Linked DNA regions of Homo sapiens: region 1 is linked to region 2. The links are chromatin loops, found by intact Hi-C in ENCODE. Cell type or tissue: Caco-2. All regions are shown on one strand.

The links. A loop is a pair of places that touch in the nucleus more often than their neighbours do. Peaks named below come from ENCODE experiments on the same cell type or tissue, not always from the same donor. Only the 100,000 strongest peaks of a DNase experiment are listed, where the experiment ranks them.
Region 1: a loop joins it to region 2, with 11 times the contacts of the local background. A loop is called at or near these places in 22 of 110 quality-filtered maps.

What each region holds. Positions count from the first base shown.
Region 1 is chr3:184,468,157-184,470,656 of GRCh38, reverse strand. No RefSeq gene overlaps it. Among named protein-coding and RNA genes, the nearest start is that of LINC01839, 6.5 kb to the left of the region's middle. In Caco-2, CTCF peaks have their summits at 1,126 (motif pointing left) and 2,032 (motif pointing right); a DNase peak (open chromatin) is centred at 1,106.
Region 2 is chr3:184,415,481-184,417,980 of GRCh38, reverse strand. The region is part of intron 1 of LINC02054 (long intergenic non-protein coding RNA 2054); the gene reads right to left. Among named protein-coding and RNA genes, the nearest start is that of LINC02054, 15 kb to the right of the region's middle. RefSeq lists an enhancer at 1,201-1,702. In Caco-2, no CTCF peak of the experiment used is centred here; a DNase peak (open chromatin) is centred at 1,110.

The DNA.
Region 1 (2,500 bases), 53 kb before region 2:
CCAGGAGCTCACAGCTGCGAGGAGAGAGACCACGTACAGGGCCATGGCCCTCCCGGGAGCTTCCTCTCCAAACCTACAGCACAGAACCCAGATGCACCTACCTACACGAGAGTTTCATGCCCTCTATTCTTAAATCTGAATTAAAGATAAGTTTTATTTTATTTTATTTTGTTTTTGAGATGGAATTTTGCTCCTGTTGCCCAGGCTGGAGTACAATGGCACGATCTCAACTCACCACAACCTCCACCTCCCAGGTTCAAGTGATTCTCCTGCCTCAACCTCCCAAGTAGCTGGGATTACAGGTACGCACCACCACGCCTGGCTAATTTTGTATTTTTAGTAGAGACGGGGTTTCTCCATGTTGATAAGGCTGGTCTCGAACTCCCAACCTCAGTTGATCTGCCCGCCTCAGCCTCCCAAAGTGCTGGGATAACAGGTGTGAGCTACCATGCCTGGGCTTATATGTTTCTAGTCCAAACATTTAGCTACCTTTTTTTTTTTTTGAGACGAAGTCTCACTCTGTTGCCCAAGCTGGAGCACAGTGGCACAATCGTGGCTCGCTGCAGCCTCAACCTCCTCAGGCTCAGGTGATTCTCCCACCTCGGCCTCCCTAGTAGCTGGGACTACAGGTACGCACCACTACACCCTGCTAATTTTTTTGTTTTTGTATTTTTTGTAGAGATGGGGTTTCTTCATGTTACCCAGGCTGGTCTTGAACTCCTGGGCTCAAGCAATCTGCCTACTTCAGCCTCCCAAAGTGCTAGGATTACAAGCATAAGCCACCATACCCGGCCTACCTACTTTTAACTTGTGGAATTTTCTATAAGGTCAGGGATGCCTGGGGGAACAAAAGTTTCCTCCTTGGTATAATGCAGGTAGAATCCACATGCTGCCTCCAGCTGCTGTACTTTCCTTTCCCTGCGAGTTATTCTTTGCAAGGGGAGGCCACAGGATGCAGACAAGGCCTCATCAGCGACCACTCCTCCCTCAGATCAGAGGTGGCCCTGAGGGTAACAGCGGGGAGCCACACTGGTGCAGAGAATGCCAAGGAAGGGAACTGGGAGGGTGAGGCACCTCTGCAAACAGTTCCCAAGGGAGCGCCTCCACCTGGTGGCCACGACAGGAAGCAGCGGTTCCCTTTGCCAAGGACATGGCCAACAAGGAGTTAAGGTTTTATACACACAGACCAGCGGACCCCGGACCCTCTGCATGTCAGAACCTGGATAATGTAGCTTAAGCTTCAGGATCCCTCCCTTACACAAGTCCCTTCTAAAGCCAGGGAGCAGTCGTAGCAAAATGCTCATTATGGACATATATTTTGTGCAAAATTTGCAAAACTAAGATTTTTCATATCATCTTTCCTAAAGAGGGTCCCACAAATTATATCCGCTTTAGACGCCAAAAAGTCTATCTTTGACCCTGATTGTCACATAGGGGCCACTTGGTCCAGAGCTCTCTGAATAGGTTTTCTTTCTTTCTTTCTTTCTTTTTTTTTTTGAGACAGAGTCTCGCTCTGTCTCCCAGGCTGGAGTGCAGTGGTGTGATCTCAGCTCTCGGCTCACTACAACCTCTGCCTCCTGGGTTCAGGCGATTCTCTTGTCTCAGCCTCCCAAGTAGCTGGGATTACAGGTGCCTGCCAACACGCCCAGCTAATTTTTGTATTTTTAGTAGAGATGGGGTTTCACAATGTTGGCCAGGCTGGTCTTGAACTCCTGACCTCGGGTGATCCACCTGCCTCGGCCTCCCAAAGTGCTGGGATTACAGGCGTGAGCCACCGCACCCAGCCCTGAATAGGTTCTTTAACCCAAATTCCAGTGCTCACTCCCCGCTCCGTCCCCGGGAGGCTACACAGAGGACCCTGGGAGAGCAGCGTGCACCAGGGTCAGAGACACAGGTTCACAGTTCAGAGAGATGTAGGTCTACGTCCCACCTCTGTCACTCACTAGCTGTGTGTTCCTGGTCTCTCTGTGCCTCTCTTTCTTCACCTGTAAAATGGGGATAATAATTGTGCATACTCCGGGCTGCTGTGAGAATACAATCAGACACACATGGTAAGTGCTCTGTTTGGTGGCTGACCTGTAGGAGGCGCTCCAGGAATGGCGGCTACGGGAAAGGTTCATAAATAGATACCCTAAACTGGGAATACCTATTCCTAACTTAAATTCAGCTCTATATATTAAGCATATACAAAATTGGCAGTATTTCACTGTTTTTTCAACTTATAAAAATAGCGGTTTCACATGATTTCCCCTAATAGAACAAGTGACAAAAATTACTGGGCATGGTGGCTCCTGCTGTAATCCCAACACTTCAAGAGGCTGAGGTGGGAGGATTGTTTGATGCCAGGGGTTCGAGACCAGCCTGGGCAACATAATGAGACCCCCCCCGACTCCACACACACACAAAATCAACGGCCAAGTAGGATGCAGGTCACTGGGAGTGAGCCTCACTCCTCTTGCTGGGAAAGGGTGTCTATGCTTTGCCTGCGGAGGCTGCGGAG
Region 2 (2,500 bases):
CGCAAGGAGTGAAGATTTTCCACACACAGCCAATCGTGCAGACCTGGGACCTGTGGTCATGACACCGGCAGCCTAAAGGTCCTACTTAAATAGGGCCCAGGGCAGAATTCTGTCTATGATCTCCCCTGCTGTGCCGGGACACAGCCCACTCTGCTCAGGACTGTGTAGAGGCGGCTCCCTCCTGCCTGGCCCTTCTGAGCCTCAGAACATTGACTCCAGAGACCACTGGGTCCATAGATTCTTTGGATGGATTTTTAAACTTGAATGTCCAGACCCTTCTTGAGGCCACACAGAGGACTGAGGGAGGGCAGTCTGTGTAGGGGTCCAGGACATGGGTTTGAGGATTAGATAGACCTGAGTCCAAATCCCACTTGCCACTTGTTAGCTGTGTATCTCTAGGCAAGTTACTTAACCTCTTTGTGCCTCTGTTTCTTCATCTGTAAAATAAAGATAATAGTTGTATATACCTTAAGGGGTTGCTGTGAGAATAGAGCCAGATAACCAGGTCCCTCCTCCCTCTCCGCCCCCCGCCCATGGCCCCTGTTTTGGAGGTGCCTGGGCTCTTACTGCCTCTTCCTCTGCCCTTCCTGGAAACTGCGGGCTTCCATCAGCCTCCTCTGGGCCTTGGGCGACAGGGATGGGGGTCTTTTTTTTTTTTTTTTTTTTTTTTTGAGACAGAGTCAGTCTGTCACCCAAGCTGGAATGTGGTGGTGCGATCTTGGCTTGCTGCAATCTCTGCCTCCTGGGTTCAAGTGATTCTCCCGTCTCAGCCTCCAGAGTGGCTGGGACTACAGGCGTGTGCCACTATGCCTGGCTAATTTTTGTATTTTTAGTAAAGGTGGGATTTCACCATGTTGGCCAAGCTGGTCTCAAACTCCTGACCTCAGGTGATCCGCCCGCCTTGGCCTCCCAAAGTGCTGGGATTACATGCGTGAGCCACCGCTCCTGGTTGGGGGCATTTTTTGAGGAGGAGCCAGGCCCAGATGGAGTCACACTGCAGAGGCCTCACATGGGGGCCAAAGTCCTCAGGCCCTGAAGGTGTCCCAGAGAATCACAAACTCACAAACATACCCTCTGGCTGCTGGGGCCTGGGCTTCTCCTGTTTAATGATTTCCCACCCAGTGGCCCACAGGTCCTATACTCTCAGGGAACACACACAGAATTCTGGAGCCCCTGCCAGAGGCACAGTTCAAACACAGCAGAGCTGGGCCTGCAGCTGGTCTGTCAGTCACACTAAAGTTATGGCGCACCTGCTCTGTATTTAGCACTGGGGCTTCTAAGGGAAGGGATGTGTCTCTGCCTTCAAGGCATTCGCAGCACAGTGGGGAGACTGGCTGCAGAGCCCCCTGACATGACTCACAGGAGCCGCTCTAGTGAGACTCTGCAGGCACAGCCCGGGCCCAGATCAGGGTCCGCCCAGGAGAGTCAGGGACGGCACCCAGAAGAGGGGCTTCTGGCTGGGCACTTGAATGTGGAGTAAGAATTTGCCAGGCAGACAGACTTGATCGATTCATTCGATACGTTTTCATTCGACACCTGCCACCCTCCCTGCAGCTGCTGTTCTATGCACTAAGGATTCAGTGGTGAAGAAGAGTAAAGCAGTTCTTGCTGTCCAGACCTTGGCCTGGCACTCACTGCAGGCCCATGGTGCTCTCCTGTTGAACATAAACAGTTTCACAGAACATCAACATCAGACAAGGCCACTCTGTGGCTGTGATGGAACTAGACAGAAACAAGCCCAAACCCTACAAGTTCTTTCTGACACCCCCTCACTGATACGCCCACAGTGCCCCATGGCGTGCGTTCCCCTTCACTGCAACCAGCCATAAACCCCAAGTGCTCCACTATAGGTGGGATCCTGGTGGTCTTCGGGTGGAGGGCAATTGACAGTGATGGCTGAGAGGTAGGATTTGAGTGGAAATGTGGAGATTGAATGAAATGAAGGGCAAGCCATGCGGAAACGTCAGGGCGGAACATTCCAGGCAGACGGAACAGTCATCGTAAAGGCTCTGAGGATGGAATATGACAGGCAGATTTGAAACCTGCAAATATGCCAACCTAGCTGGAGCAGAAAAGGCAGAGCAGGTATTCCAGGCAGAGGGAAAAGACTGTGAAAACCTAATGTGAAGGAAAGTAGGCCCCTGCTGACACGTATGGGTAGTTCTGTGCAGTTGAAATAGAAAGTTAGGCCAGGCTCGGTGGCTCACGCATATAATCCCAGCACTTTGGGAGGCCAAGGCAGGCAGATCACCTGAGGTCAGGAACTCGAGAGCAGCCTGACCTATATGGTAAAACCCCGTCTCTACTAAAAACACAAAAATTAGCTGGGCATGGTGGCAGGCGCCTGTAGTCCCAGCTACTCGGGAGGCTGAGACAGGAGAATTGCTTGAACCCAGGGGGCGGAGGTTGCAGTGAGCCAAGATAGTGCCACAGCACTCCAGCCTGGGTGACAGAGAGAGACTCCCATCTCAAAAAAAAAAAAGAAAAAAAAAAAAGAAAG